3 separate regions of the Mus musculus genome follow, and all the other regions are linked to region 1. A link is a loop called in an ENCODE intact Hi-C map of the cell type or tissue named here. Cell type or tissue: left cerebral cortex. All regions are shown on one strand. Each heading gives the region's core, and the rest is flanking DNA. Links, peaks and the distances in the headings are about the cores only.

The links. Hi-C counts contacts between places; a loop is a spot of excess contacts. Peaks named below come from ENCODE experiments on the same cell type or tissue, not always from the same donor. Only the 100,000 strongest peaks of a DNase experiment are listed, where the experiment ranks them.
Region 2: a loop joins it to region 1, with 2.7 times the contacts of the local background. A loop is called at or near these places in 7 of 42 quality-filtered maps.
Region 3: it touches region 1 in a loop (4-fold over the local background); 3 of 42 quality-filtered maps call a loop at or near these places.

The regions. Positions count from the first base shown.
Region 1 is chr1:98,347,331-98,352,737 of GRCm38, forward strand. No RefSeq gene overlaps it. Among named protein-coding and RNA genes, the nearest start is that of Slco6d1, 71 kb to the right of the region's middle. In left cerebral cortex, for the core only: a CTCF peak has its summit at 3,159 (motif pointing left); DNase peaks (open chromatin) are centred at 3,107 and 4,221.
Region 2 is chr1:98,187,183-98,192,589 of GRCm38, forward strand. It overlaps Gm29461 (predicted gene 29461), which reads left to right. Exons shown (of 4, transcript NR_151613.1): 4 at 1-3,516. Among named protein-coding and RNA genes, the nearest start is that of Gm29461, 16 kb to the left of the region's middle. In left cerebral cortex, for the core only: no CTCF peak of the experiment used is centred there; DNase peaks (open chromatin) are centred at 3,197, 3,774 and 4,248; H3K27ac peaks cover 2,195 bases.
Region 3 is chr1:98,044,487-98,049,893 of GRCm38, forward strand. All of the region lies in intron 1 of Pam (peptidylglycine alpha-amidating monooxygenase), which reads right to left. B230216N24Rik (RIKEN cDNA B230216N24 gene) reads right to left here and starts at 3,307. Exons shown (of 3, transcript NR_037993.1): 1 at 3,216-3,307. It overlaps Gm24465 (a small nuclear RNA gene), which reads left to right and starts at 5,336; the gene lies at 5,336-5,407. In left cerebral cortex, for the core only: no CTCF peak of the experiment used is centred there; DNase peaks (open chromatin) are centred at 2,493, 3,366 and 3,770; H3K4me3 peaks cover 2,054 bases; H3K27ac peaks cover 2,069 bases.

The DNA.
Region 1 (5,407 bases), core at 764-4,763:
CTCTACCCAGTTTATTCTATGAAGCCACATTTACTCTGATTCATAAACCACACAAAGATCCAACAAAGAAAGAGAACTTCAGATCAATTTCTTTTATGAATATTGATGTAAAAATACTGAATAAAATCCTTGCAAACCAAATCCAAAAACATATCAAAATGATCATCCATCATGACCAAGTAGGCTTCATCCCAGGGATGCAGGGATGGTTTAATATATGGAAATCCATCAATGTAATCCACAATATAAACAAACTCAAAGACAAAAATCACATGATCATCTTGTTAGATGCTGAGAAAGCATTTGACAAAATCACCCCTTAATGATAAAAGTCATGGAAAGATCAGGAATTCAAGGTCCATACCTAAACATAATAAAAGCAATATACAGCAAATAAGTAGCCAACATCAAACTAAATGGAGAGACTGTGGAAGCAATCCCACTAAAATCAGGGACTAGACAAGGCTGCCCACTTTCTCCCTACCTATTCAATATAGTACTTGAAGTCCTAGTCAGAGCAATTAGACAACAAAAGAAGATCAAAGGGATACAATTTGGAAAGGAAGAAGTCAAAATATCACTATTTGCAGATTATAGGATAGTATATGTAAGTGAACCCAAAAATTCCACTAGAGAACTCCTAAACCTAGGGGCCTTATATCCAATATATATATAAAGAACTCAAGAAATTTGACTCCAGAATACTGAATAACCCTATTGAAAATGGGGTACAGAGCTAAACAAAGAATTCTCCACTGAGGATTACTGAATGGCCAAGAAGCACCTAAAAAAATTCTCAACATCCTTAATCATCAGGGAAATGCAAATTAAAACAACCCTGAGATTACAGCTCACATCAGTTAGAATAGCTAAGATCAAAAACTAATGTGACATCAGATGCTAACAATGATGTGGAAAAGGAAGAACACTTCTACATTGCTGTTGGGGTTGCAAGTTGGTACAACCACTCTGGAAATCAGTTTGGCAGTTCCACAGAAAATTGGACATAGTTCTACTAGAATATCCAGCAATACCTCTCCTGTTCATAAACACAGAAGATGCTCCAAATTGTAATAAGGACACATGCTCCACTATGTTCATAGCAGCCTTATTTAGCAAGAAGCTGAAAAGAACCCAGATATCCCTCAGCAGAGGAATGGATACAAAAAATGTGGTGCATTTACATAATGGAGTACGACTCAGCTATTAAAAACAATGAATTTATGAGATTCTTAGACAAATGGATGTATCTGGAGGATATTATTCTAAGTGAGGTAACCCAATTAAAAAGAACACACATATTATGCACTAACTGATAAGTGGATATTAGCTCAGAAGGTCAGAATACCCAAGATACAATTTGCAAAATATATGAAACTCAAGAAGAAGGAAGACCAAAGTGTGGAAACTTTGATCCTTTTTAGAAGGTGGAACAAAATACCCATTGAAAGAGTTACAGAGAAAAATTTGGGAGCAGAGACTGAATGCATGACCATCCAAATACTGCCTCACCTAGGAATCCATACCATAAACAACCACCAAACCCTGACACTATTGCAGATGCCAACAAGAGCTTGCTGGCAGGAGACTTATATAGATGTCTCCCGAGAGGCTCTGCCAGTGTCTGACTAATACAGAAATGGATGCTCATACTCACCCATTAAAGGAAGCACAAAGTCCCCAATAAAGGAGCTAGAGAAAGTACCCAATGAGGTGAAAGGGTTTGCAGCCGTGTATGAGGAACAACAATAATACCTAACCAGTAACCCCAGAGCTCCCTGGGACTAAACCACCAATCAAAGAAAACACACAGAGATACTCATGGCTCTAGCTGCATATGTAGCTGAGGATGGCCTAGTTGGTCATCGATGGGAGGAGAGGCCCTTGGTCCTATGAATGTTCTATGCCCCTGTATAGGGAAATGTTTGGGCCAGGAAGCAGGAGTGGGTGCAGGGAGCAGGGGGAAGAGAGGAGGATAGGGGGATTTTTGGAGGGGAGACTAGAAAATGGGATAACATTTGAAATGTAAATAAAGAAAATATCTAATAAACAAAGAAGAAATTGTCATTTACTAAGCAGATACATTTCTATTCCATGGCAGTTAATTAATAAATAATGTCCCAGTGGGTAAATGTGATTGCCATTAGAGCTGACCTCCACCTGGAGAGCTTATGTGGAGGATATGTAGGACAAACCAATTCCTACAAGTTGCCATCTGACTTCCATACATACACTATGACATGTGCAATAAGACACTCTCCCCTCCTCCCAAATTAATGAAATGTCAGAAATAGACAGACTTGAAAATTAAACATTTCTTTAGATTAACATTTGTAAACTGTACTTACAAAGTCTATTATTTCCTAAAGAAACAAATAACTAATCAGAAGATTTAAGGCTTGAGTAAGAAATTAGTAATCAGTTGAGAGAAAAATTCAAGTATTCTTTAATAATCAAACACCTTTCCTTCTAAGTCAAAGCTTATATAAAGAGCTCATCCTGTTCTAAGGCCATACACAGATAAGTATTCTTGAGACAAAATTTCTTGAACAGGTATTTCAATGATCTTCAGTCTACCTATTCCATCATCAAGTTTATGTGCTTATGGTATGAGAGGCTTAAAACAGTTTGCAGAGTATTTGTATAGGTGTGAGAACAAGCAAAAGTGTTGCTCTCTTGTGTCAGGAAGGTTGATTATTATCTGGAGATGAGAAGCAAAATCAAAAGTAAAGGAAAAGAAAGGAAAGAGACAAAGGAACATTCTCTAGGTGATATAACTGTCTGTTGGGGCAGGAGAGGGATGATGAGAGGCTCTTGAGCTGTGGGGAGGACAGCTGCTCATGTAGTCAAGGCATCATCATTATTGATTATTGTATTCAGTTTCAAACCATCTGTTGCCAAATACAGGCACTTGTAGTCCCATTCTGTCTTGTAGCTCCAGTGTGGGTTTTGTACATAGTTAATTTTTCGTGTATTTCAAAGGAAGGGACAGCTTGCACAGATGGATGATACTAGAACAAAGAAAAGACATTAGACTCTTCTGGTGATGGTTCTTTTGTCTAAGACAAGGTTATTCATTCATATTGAACTGCTTTAAATACTTGGCTGTGGTATGGCGAATATGGTTTCAAAACTAAATACCGCCATCTGGTGGTACAAAATCATCGCATTAATACCTAGAAGGTATTTCTAGAATTTTATTTCCTTCTTCCATTGTTAGTATCTTCAATGGCGTCATGATTTCAAATAAACTGGCTGATATAATCACTAAGCAAAAGAAAAAAAAGTACATATTTAAGACACCAATGAACATTTTGGAATGGGTCTCTCTAGATTCAATTATTTAGTAACAAAATTTTCAATCCAAATTATGTTTGCATTGAGAATGGTTGAGAAAATATGCAAAACCAGGGATCCAGTTTTGTCTTAGGCAGTTATGCAAAGCAATTTCCTGGTATTTGAGGCTATTATTTATACTATAGTCACAAAAAAGAAATCAGACCCACCTGTGGAATCGAGGACTCGTCCTGTGGATGAAAAACAAATCTACTTCCTTATTAGCTATGCTTTGGTTGATTCAGTGTAAACTTTCCTGACCTATGGAATTCATTTGTGTTTGAAGGGCAGAAACCTAGACTTTGTGCTTCTTTTCCTTGCATTTTCTATGCAGGAGACTTTGAATTTAACAGGGCTGAAACTAGAAACCAGTATCAGCAGAAACCTGTATTACTTCTCTGTATATCCTTCCCCTCCTATCTAGCTTTTCTATTTTATAAAGACTAAGGTACATTTTAAGAGAGGTTATCAAATGTGAAGTGTTTCCAGGCAACAGACCTAGTCCCTGTTATTTTTTTATTTTAGTGATTTTTATCATTCTCAAGGGAAACAATATACATCTGGCTAAAAGACAATGTTTAATAAATTTTGAATTACATCAAAATGAAGAATTCTTTTTTTCCTTATAGCCCTCGTAAGAAGAGGTTTTAACCAAAATGGAATTCCTAAAGAGCTAATCAGCTGCAATACCTCCTAGCTAAAATATTTTAATAGTTTCATAATTAAGAATTTCTTTACAGGTCTATTCCTGGATCATCTTTACTCACATTCTCAGTAATTTCTCTGCACGAATGCACATTTGCATATCAAAAGACAGCAACATCCTCACACACTCACACCCACATATCCCCCACACCCACATTCACACAAATTCTCTCTCACATGTACTCACTCACTCACACACACACTCACACACACACGCACACACACACAGAGAGAGAGAGAGAGAGAGAGAGAGAGAGAGAAAGAGAGAGAGACATAGTACTCATCACACAAGACTATGAATACTATGTGACATCCCACAGACCAACACATTATGCAGCCTTTAGTGAGTAATAGTTGACCCCCTCTAATTATTGGTTGCTCCCATGGAGGCTCGATGCCCAGTGTAGGAGAATGCTAGGGTGGTGAGTTGGAGGTGAGTGGGTGGGTGGGGAGCACCCTCATAGAAGCAGGTGGAGGGGGGGGATGAGATAGGGGGGTTGTGGAGGGAAAACCAGGAAAGTGGCTAACATCTGAAATGCAAATAAATAAATAAATAAATAAATAAATATTTCAAGGCAACAAAAAAGAAATTATTGTTAAAAGCATCAATGACAGACAGATGATATTGATTATCAAGTTCTAATATACAACCTCCTTTAGTTACCAAGGGCTTCAACCTACTCTTACCTCTCCCTAGTCACTCATTAGGGACAGCCAAAAGATGAAGTTCTAATAAATGCAATGTAACTGAACAAGATATGTGATAATTTTTTTGTTTTTTGTTTGTTTGCTTGTTTGTTTGTCAGAAAAGTATTTGCTGGGGTTTTTTTTTGTTTCTTTTTTCACTCTTGTTTCTACTATCTGGGACCGGGTGACAACTGTCCAATGCCCTTCAATTTAGAGATGTAAACTAATGATGGCTTGGCAGCTCTGACACATGGGCCATGCAGAGATGTGGAGACCAAGCTGGCAGCCCACACTACTCCAGATTGTCATGTCACAGAAACACAAGGCTGTCACTCAAGCCCCTGTGTTCCAGGTGTTTCTCATAACAATTCTGTCTGCATTCTGATATGTTTTCAAAAGCAATCCCTATTCTATGGCGTTAAAGCTTTATTCTTCCAGTCTCTACTTGGAAAATAGTTTCCATTTGCATTATGTGCTAGGACTCAAGCTGAATATAGGTTATGGGAAGCACTGAAATATTGCTTCTATGATGAACTAAAAGGACACAGAAACCTAACTGCCTACAGTGTTTAAATCATTACAAAAGTAAACAAAACAGCTCCATAGACTGTTCAAAAACAAAACAAAACAAAACAAAACAAAACAAAACAACCTCATTTCTCAAAACTGTCTCTGGCTT
Region 2 (5,407 bases), core at 734-4,733, 160 kb before region 1:
GACTTCTGTTGGGGAAATCTGAGTTTGTTGTCTATCTTGCAGCCTTTGATTAAGGTCCAGGACCATTTATGCCTTCAGAATCCCGTTAGTAACTTTCTCAAGGGCTTGCAACTGAGGAAAGCAGCAGGTGTCAGGGAGGTACCCACTTGCTATGTACAGTCTTGCTAATTTGTTTTTTCTAGGAATGTCCCATGGACAACAGTAGCCACCATAGAAGTTAATTACAATTTTACCTTTTTATTTATTTATAAGTTTTGCTATTAGTTGAACTAGCAAATGGTTCAATAGTAAATTATCTTGCAGTTCTTGTGTGATGAAACTGCATAAAGACAGAAAGTTACAATACAAGCTTTGTAGTATTAGTATACATGTGGGTTTTCATATATCTACTAAGCTGGAGATGGATTTCATTATTCAACATTTGCATAACAGAAAGTGAGCTTTTATTATTTTCCAATTAAATATTATACCTATTACAGTTTTCTTTTTTTTTAGAAAACAGACTAGTATAAAGTGAGAATTAACAACAGTAAGCTGGCAAACTTTACTAGATTATTATTAGATATAATCAACGTGAAGATCCAAGGAGCCAAGTGAATGAAAGAATTTCTAATCTATAAAGCCGTGTTAGCGTTCTGAAAAGTTACTTGACCAATATATGGTTGTGCATATCATCTGCTGTGTTCTGAAAACAACTCTTGGTGCTTGAAAAAATGAAAACTAAACTGGTTAGTGATGCTACATGGCTTTAATTGCAGGAATTAGGAGGCAGAGGCAGGCAGGCTCTGTGAGTTTAAGGCCAGCCTGGTCTATGGAAAGAGTTCCAGGACAGCCAAAGGAAGACAGAGAAATCCTGTCTTCCAAAACAAACAAACTAACTAAAACCAACCAAACAAAAAAAGTAAACACATAGCTGAAAGGTTTGATTTTTATTCTCAAATATTTTTATGGTCAAGGAAACTGATCCAACATTTGTGTAGTGCAGAGTCCAAGATAGTGCTTGCTTCAAAGTCAGTTCCACCAGGAGAATGGGATGTCTATGGCACACTCTATAGGTTCATATATGGGGAGGCTGAAAGGACTGAAAGTAATTAAAGGAAGCTTAAAATAATGATGTTCTAGGTTATGCCTATTTCTAAAATGTCCCCTTCCTTCCATGTCACTCGTCACATCCTTATTTACCAGCTTAGCTGTTCTAGTGCCTATGACCTCATTGGCCCGCTCTTACGGATTCATCACTTCCTTATCTGGCATCCAGCCTGGAATAACACACATTTTATTACTGAGAATATCCCATTATGTCAAATCAATAAAGGAATTATCATTTTTGAAGGGAGATGGAGCTACGCTGTAGTATGTTTCATTGCTTTCTGCCTCCCTGACTGGGCAAGTCACTTAGTCTTGAGTCTGAGCAAGTCTTAGCTGTAAATGATAATGATGACATTATGAACATTAAATATAGTGTTCACACATGTCCTGCATATAGGAAACACCTAAGAAATGACATTCATTGTTAATTTTTATGGATATATTATCCCTGTTAGATGGTCTTTCACTCTCATTATGCTCTTCTTTAGCTAATGGAAACTGGCATGAGGACCAGGTACATAGGAAGTACCTGATAAATATTTGAACCAGTAAGCATATAGGAAACAAAAAAGAGATAAATTAGAAGCGATATTTTGTGTGAGGGAATGGTGTAGAAGAGTTGAAAGGGACAAGAAATTAGAAATCTCTCTGATCTTACCAGAGGAAAGTCTTGCAGAGCATATTCAGTTTGATTGGCTAGTGAACTACAAGTTGGCACATTCAGGTTCAATGGTATCTGCTATGGTAAGGAGTGTGGGGATATAGTGTTTTGGGAGACAATGATATACTAAAAAAGTATGAGTAATGGATATTTTTAGAAAACCAGATTCATCCCTATGAACCCCGGTGATGGTTGGTCTTAATGTTAATTTGTCAGGAATTACAATCATGTGAGTAGGGAGTTTCACCTGAAGGATTGCCCTGATTTTCTCAGTGGGTGAGAAAAAACCTACTCCAGTGTGAATGGTTCCTTCTGGGAGCCGCCTAGATAAACAGAGAGCCTGGCACTGGGAACATTGTTCTCCTTTGTCCATACCTTCAGACACCAAGTGGGTTTCCCATTGCAGCCATGGCTGATGTCTCCAGGGATCGCAGAACCAGCATTTCCAGGCTTCATCACTGACCAAGGACTAGCCATTCTCCGGGAACGTTTAAGGTTTGCAGCTCCAGGTTAGGATTGCTGTGGCACCAGCCTCTGGGACTGAGTGCTGGGTTGTGGGCTTCTGGTGTGAGACCATGAGTGTGGGATTCACTCCAATTGCAGGTGTACCAGCCTTCAGTACTGAGTCACTGTGGGCTTCTCTGCTTCTAAGCTGATTTAAGGCATTCTTTTTACTATTCAGCTATAGGTTCTGCTGCTCTGGAGAACACTGACCTACTCAAACACTAATGACTTTAACATGTTAACATTTTTATTTGTTTATAAGAGGAACATGTGTGTGTTCACTACACCCCAAGGTTTTGAAAAAAAACTTGTCATACTGTGTATAGCCGTGTGATGAGATATTTTTGAGAAGGGAGGACTAGAGAAAGGTTTCACTTTGTTGCATAGGCTGGCCTTGAACTTGGGGTTATCCTTCTGCTACAACTTTTCAAGTACTAGGCTTAAAGGCAGAATCCACAAAACTCAGCATAAAGAAGATCCAGAGAAGATAGTCTATTCTGATGAAATGTAAGGGTGCCTTAAAGATGATGATTCATGACTTTAGAATAGCCATAAATCTTTGAGGAATGAGCAAACCAAAATTAGGAACATATGTCCCCTCTGCTCTTGGAATGGCACTTCCACGAGAGTCACCAGGAGTTAAATGGAATGATGACAAGCCACATATGGCACCAGATCTGTGCTAGATTAATAACAGTATGAGAACACAGTTAAACAGTGATAATCCCCTTGTTATCCAGTGTCTTTTCCCTTTCCAACAACCTCACAGTACATCGTTAAACACGCAAAAGACACTTGTTAATGGGGACAGCTGACACGCGAGGAGAAGCCATGTGGCCTATCTTTTGAAACAAGCTGAAGAGGCTGATTCTTCATTCACAGGACTGCAGAGGAGTCATTTGGAGATCAAAAAATGAGGCTAACCCTGACTAGCTTGAGGCGCTCCATCTGGCTCTGCCCCATGCTGTTGCCATAGCCACCCATCTCCTAGCAACAATGAATAGCATTTTCATGTCTCTACAGTGACAAAGCATGAGAGTGAAAAACATAAGTATGGCCACAATACACTAATAATCTTAGAGGTTATCTCATAAATTAAGTTCAATCTGAGGATCTGCATGAATATTTGATTTGGTGATTGTATTTTTCCTATGGTAGTCTTTTGTCTTGGTTTAAAATAAAGCAGCCTGACAGCCTGCTATTAAATATAAGATGACAAATACCATTACAAAGGGCACAATAAAGCTAAACTTTATTTTAAATCACACAGAAAAACAATCATCTTTTTAAATAACTGCCCATCAACATCTAGAACTCCGGGGACAAATGCCAGGGTGGGAAAACTCAGCCTTGGACTTAGAAGGAATATTCTGTCTTGACACATCCAGGCTCAGACAAGCCACCAGGAGCCTTTGCATCGAGCAAGGAGTCTCAGCTGAGGTAACTAATCAAAAACAGTAAAGAAGCTGAATAAAGAGAGAAGGAAAGGCCGTCTGCATCATGCTTGTCCTTGTGACAAAGTGAAAACCCGCATGACTCATCTAAGAGGATGCGGAGCTGTTTATTTCTAAAGGTTTGTGCCATACTTGAAGCATGCTTTATTTGAATATTCTGCCAGGAGAATTCCATTGGGATGGCGCCCATTGTTTCTTTTTTAATGAATAGTAACTCTCAACCAGAGAATGCTTTTACCAACCCTCTGGTCCCCACCTGAGAATGCAGAATTTTAGACAGCCACAGAGATGGAGATAGTGAAGTTTGAGGAAATTCTCATTTAAAAACATTTTTTTTTTCACCGTTTTTGTCAGCTACAGCTCATGACCCATCTCTTGTTTAGAAATAAGAATCTGTCACAGTTTGAATATTGCTTTCGTGATTTTTTTTTTTTTTCTATGAGAGCCTGGGCATTTGGTAAATGTCAGTGAAAGATGCAGGCAGTGAGAAGCCGCTTTAGGAATCCTACTGAGAGATTTCTCTGGAGGGGAAACAGCATCTAAACAATGAGGTCTGCAGAGTGGAATAAACAATCCAACACTTCTGCAGGCCATTATCATGTGTTTACACATTGCATGCGGAGTTGAGTTTAGCTGTGCTAACAGCTTTGTGAGAAGAAAATCCCCCCAAAATTAAATAATCAAAAGAGATAGGTGAATGCTGATTTTATGAAATAAACAGTGATTGAGGAGAGAAGAAAAACCAGCAGGACTCAGCAGGAAGCAAATTAATTCTTGCTGGAGATTTACTCTTCTCAAGAACTTAAATTGCCCATTTCCTAATCAGTACAGTTCTTGTATGTTGTTTCTTTTTCAGTCTTCCTAAATTTATTTCATGTTAGTGCTCTTTAATTTTTCACTCTATTGTTTTCTAAATTATAGTGTGAAACTCCAGTTCCTTGAGAGCCTCTGTGAAGTTCTGATCTCAGTTATTTACCATGCCTCTAATTTGATAACAGTAAAATTATTTTCCAATGATTACATTTATCTGTTTCATTTGCCCCTGCTTCAGAGAATGATGTAAGAGGAATACCTAATGTGCTTTCTTTTTTTCCCTGTGTCATTGGAATGATCCGTGACCCAGGCAATCCCATGTATTCATAATACTACTGTGTAAAAACTGAAGCAAAACTGTCTTAGTGTCCTTCCATGGGGAATGGCTGCTCAGTTACTGGCTCTTTCCATGTGCTCATGCTGTCGCAAGCAGGAAAAAGCACAAAATGTTGTTCTCCCAGCTAATTCTGCACACAGAGAAAGATGTCAACACACATTAAAACTGCAACCACATTTGAGAAGGCTCGCAGAACTCTGCAAATGCCATCGTTGTTTGCAGAGCTCGAGCTGCAGAGATGTCGTATGCTTTTCAATCTGCTTTTTACTCTTCTGCCGTCTTAAAATAAACCGTGTAATTCTGGCTCTTGGCTTTTGGATGTGAGTTATGCCATCAATCTGTTGTGATTCATTCACTACGTTATTTTAGGTCTGAATAGTTTGTCCTTTCTATAATAATCACTGTAGTGTTGCTTTTGCCTAGAGGAAGCTATGGTGTCTTTGGGACAAGCAGACAAGCAGAAAAGTGAGTGCAACAATGTGGTGTAAGCACTGGACATAAAAGCTTCCCTCCCACAGGTCTGTTGGCAGGTGGGAAAGTCTGAGTGGC
Region 3 (5,407 bases), core at 549-4,548, 300 kb before region 1:
TATACGTGTGTGTGTGTGTGTGTGTGTGTGTGTGTGTGTGTGTTTTGCTGCTGTGCCTGGAGATATTGATCATTAGAACATAGTGTGGCTTTCCAAGGAAGCCATAGGGCAAACCTTCCAGTACCATCAGCTTGAGCTTATAATTCATATGGCTTCCTGACAGATCAACGAACGGCAGCGTTATTCAAATCTTAGGATTATTAGTTCTCATATTTGGGTCTCCAGTGGCCCAGCCATTACCCTTCAGATTCTAAAAATACACCCAGGCTCATCCACATATGACTTAAGTAATAGAATTTTGTAGTCTCTAATCATCCTTGTTTAATTAACTCGATCTGATGTTAGCCTCTCAATAAAAATATGAAAGTGAGAAGAGTGTCACTTTATAGACCTCACCTATGTGACATAGGGTTTTGAACACTGGAGTTGGTGAAACATTTCTTTCTAATTCAGTTTCCCCTGACTATTTATCTTGAGGAATTTTATTATCCTTCAGGAGGTCGGCATTCAGTGAATTAGGTCAGAATTTCGTGTTCTCTATTGGCACAGCTTTATATAAAAAATATCAGATTTGTGAGCTTAATGTTATGCTTCTGAAGTAGGCCGAATAATGGCTCACAAAGATGCTGATGCCCTAAACTTTGGAGTCTCTGAATATGCTATGTTGGCTATATAATGACCATGCAAGTGGCTGAGGTTAAAGGCGTCAACATGGTTAGGCTGTCCTGGGTTATACAAGTGGACCCAAGTTAGGGGATATCACACATCTTTCAAAACAGAAAGCTTTTTTTTTTTCTTGGCTATGGAGAAGCAGAAAGATAGCAGTGCAAAGATCTGTCCTCTCTTGCTTGCTTTGACAATGGGGAAGGGAGGCTATGACCCGGCAAAGCCTTGGAAGCTGTGAGGGCATGGAACTTGATTCTTCCTCAGAGCCTCCTGGAAAAAAATTTCCTCAATTGTGTTGACTTGTAACCAACAGAACTCTAAGGTGAGACATGAGTGCCCTGTAAGCTGTAAGTCCTGTAGTAACTGGGTAGAGCAAATGACGGGAGACTAGATGACCACCTCAGTCATGCTACATAGATCACTTCTTTTAGGGGGAGGGCTAGACACTGACCAGAGAAATATGGTCCTGTTCTAACCTGGGGATCATATGTTCCTGAGAACAGATGGTGCCATATAAAACCTAGAACCTAGGTTAGACGTTGGGGACATGATGTCTTAGAAGGTGCTTTTCTGACTCCTCCCAACATGAGCTTTCAGTCTTCTCTAGATGTTTATTTACACATCTATTTTCTCCATACAATGTCCTGGAATTTTTTTTTTTTTTGGATTTTCTTCCAGTTATCTGTCTTGTGAGAGCCGACATAATCATCTTTCTGCCATGTCTCATGCATATCTCATTTACCTCAAGCTGTCAAGTCTTTAGACTTGGCATCTCCACGCTTCAGCAAGAACAAATGTAACTGTTAAACTTAAAACTTTCATTATGACACGAAAATAAAAGAGACCCTCTCCTAAGGCAATTTTAAAGATCACTCTTCCTGAATAGCCTGGGACTGCTTCTAACTCAAACAGGAAGAAGGCTGGACTCCTGAAGTGTATTTTCCCCAGAGTATGGCTAGCACGGTCAAGTTGGAAAATGACTATTTTCAACTTTTAAAGTTGAAACTGAATATATATTTTAAACTGTGAATTCAGTTAGCTAATGAATTAGGTTGTATTGCTGCAAACATGAGCAGAAAAAAATAAGATAAAATTTAGCATGAAGCGTATTAGTTTTATTTCTAACACAAGCATTATGAGTGTATTTCAATAAGAGATTTTACAAGTATGGTATCAGTTTAGGTTGAGTCAATTTCTTCAACATTTACTCTACTGTAATGTAGATGAATTTGCTTCTACTTATGAGAATCAGTTTCTAATAGCAATTAATGAATAACTTATTAAACACAAGGGCAAGTATAATTTAACACTGTTTTAATATAGTTTCAAGACTGGGAAAATTCAAAGAATAAACACTTATGATACATATGACACATCCTTCAGTTCCAAGGAGCTGAATGTAACTTTTAGTATGGCTTTATACTCTTACAACCATTATTTCTTACTTACTCTTTATAGAAACCTACATCTAGCATTAATGTTCCATTAACATAATTTCCCAGAAACAAATTATATAGACCATATTCCACGGTATTCTAAAAATACAAGACTCTAGAAATAAACAGTCTAAACCACTTCTTGTCCCTGTCAACTAAGCCATGCGCCTGACTTCTATACAGAACAAAGGTTCAGCTTCCTGAAGGATGGGTAGTCTCTGTACGAGCCATTCTCAAGCCCCTGTCCTCTCGCGAAGCTATTTACTAACAGTTAGAAATCACCCTTTTCTACTCTCCTTAAAGCTCACTACCAGATGTACTGAAATTGTTTACTGGGGATCCAGGGAAGGAACCACAGGCAGAATGCGTGGTGTGGTGATGGAGAAGAGAGGTCTATGGATTTCTTGATGAGACAGTTTGGGGGAGAAAAGCTGAAACAGAAAACTAACTTCCAGAAGGGACTCTTCACTCATAGCTCTCCCCCTGACACCATAAGAGACTGCACAGTCCTCTTTGCAGAGATGTGAAGACAAATGCTCAGCCTCAGGAAGGGAGGCATACGTAAGTATTTCATCAAGCACCAAGTTCACTCCTCTGCAATATTAGAAACATATGGAAGTAGGATTGAAGTATGCAATTATGACTGTCAGTAGACACTGAACTTCCGACAATACCTTCCCATATCCTGTTATTATCACTTAAGATGGATAAAATATCAGTAAAAAAATGTATAATTCACATACTTTCTAAGAGCCTTAGCTGCCCTATGACACCTGTAAAAAATATGTTAAGTTTTTTTTTTTTTTATGGAATGCAAACAGTTTAAAAGGAAAGCTATAGTGTGCATGCTGGTTTCGCTTATCAGGGGGTAAGAGGTATTACATTGTGCATTCACAGTGATTTTTATAAGCCCACCCCTACATGTGAACACACATATGCACACATACACATAATATATAGGAAAATTTTAGCCAATCCCCGACAACAGATTTATAGCTTGTTCCTATATATTATGTTTCAGTTAGAAGTATATTTTAGAACACAAGAAACCTAAAGCAAAATAATAGAGACATTTGGTAATTCTTATAATAGTATATTAAACAAAGCACTTACCCTCCATTGCTAATCACACTGGCAGGAGAGCAACAGGAGAGGGGCTTTATTGTGGGATGAATCATCCCCACGTAGATGCTCTGAGCAACCCGTGTATGCATACTGACATCATCAGGAGAGACTTGGAGGCAGAGGCTACTATGGTAACGGAGCAATGTGCTGGGAGACAGCCGCCTTTAATTGCTTTAACAACTTCCTGGGGCTCAAGCGACCAGGCTTGGATTTGCTAAGTAGGAAAGGAAGGTTGTCACAGAGGCAGCAACTGTGACGCAGAGCAGAAGAACTCAGTGAATTCTGGAATTACTAATTTCAGCATGACTTCTTAATGGCAAATGTCATTACACCGTTCCATTGGCAACATCCTTTTCACACACAGAGCTCTAAGGAAGGCATAGGTCAATACCCAATGCTCCGAGGTAACAGAAGTCTAGCTTCATATATAATTCTCTCACTTAACAAGCATTAATATTATTGCATTACAAATATCCTTTTCCTTGAGAGTGAATGCTTGATTCACTTTGAAAAGAAAGCCCACATCTGTGCCTTAGGATGTCTGCATGCTGATAACAATGACAACTGATTCTTTCTATTTATTTCTCTGGAAGGTGGCAGCTGTGGGTCCATTAATCTCTGAGCTCCACTAAATCCTTGCCAACAGGTCACTTATGCAGAAAACACCTCCAGGGAAATGGCTAGTTATTACACCCTGATAAAATCAGCCAGGAAAGCAGGACTTGATGCTACAGTTTTCTTGGTGAAGTCGTCTGTGTCAAAGGCAGAATAAATTCTATTGTAATGATGCCCTTCCCTGGAAAGCCACACAGAACATAAAGCTTTCCTTTGAACTCTTTGTTCTTCCTTGCCTCTGCCACCCATGCTGAAGAGAACACAAGCCCTTTTAACAACACCAGGTTTAGAGTAATTGCTGAAAATAACCATGTGCCAGCGTCAAACTGAGGCTATAATGATATCCTCTGCTTATCTGATCGGTTGCAACACTTTAATAAGTATATAATTTATCATCTGTAGTATGAAAACTATTGTTTTCTCTCCCGTGCATATTTGATTGACATGTTTTTCAACAATACCGGGATCTAATTTTTATTGTAACTACTGCAATTGTAAGGATAAGCAAGAAAGTGGGCAGGTCTTCCTTAAGACAGTCACAGCACAATATAAACTGAAGGTTGTCACTCTGTACTATATACTTAGATCTTAGCTCTTTCAAAGGCACTATTATTATCTCTATTTCAATTTAGATGATGCCACGCCTGCCTCTTAATGTTTCCTTTGTAAGTAAACAGTTTACAAATGTCTAACCAGACCAGTGGCTTCAAAAACAGTAAATGGAATAGAACAGTACCAATTTCCAATCTGAAAAAAATATAGAGGTTTTTTTTGAACCTAATTGACAAGTTGGGGGGTTCTCACTCCTGTAGAGCTTGAGAAAAAATGAGAGCAGAATTGTAACATGTAGTCTCAGGAAAACATAGCATGCCATTAAGTCAGTTAACGAGAGAGAGCTTTCCAATCAAGCTTCCGTTCTTTCATCTGTGCTTTCTGAGATCCTGTTTGAAAAGCAAAACAGACCAAGTTCAGCAAGATGGTAGGTAAGCAGGAGTACTACTGAGAGCCAAGGAGATGGCTGGTCAAGTCTGTTGCTTGATACTGAGCTCTGACAACCTGAGCATCCCAGACCTGTATGGTGGAAGGAGAGAGCCAACTCCTGAAAACTGTTATCTTGCTTCCTTGCTTTCACATGCATGCTATAGCATGCACACGTGCTCATGTGCATGTACACACCATATACACTAAGTATAAAAAACATATTGCTCTACACATATGGCATGATTTAAAAAAAAAAAACCCACAACAACAACATCTGTTGGATTGAGGATATAGCTGATAGGTAGAATGCTTGTGTAATATTCATGAGGGCCTCTGAATTCAATCCCTCGTGCTCATAACTGTGTGTGCCAGCTCATCTTTGTAATCCCAGAAATCAGGAGGTAAATCAGGAGGCTCAGTAGTTCAAGGTCATTGAAGCTAGCCTGACCTTTATAAAATCACATCTCAAACTGTTTCTGTTTATATGAATATACACTGAAAAGTATCTAGAAGTGCTCACTTTGGCAGCACATATACTAAAATTGGAACAATACAGAGACGATTAGCATGGCCCCTGCGCAAGG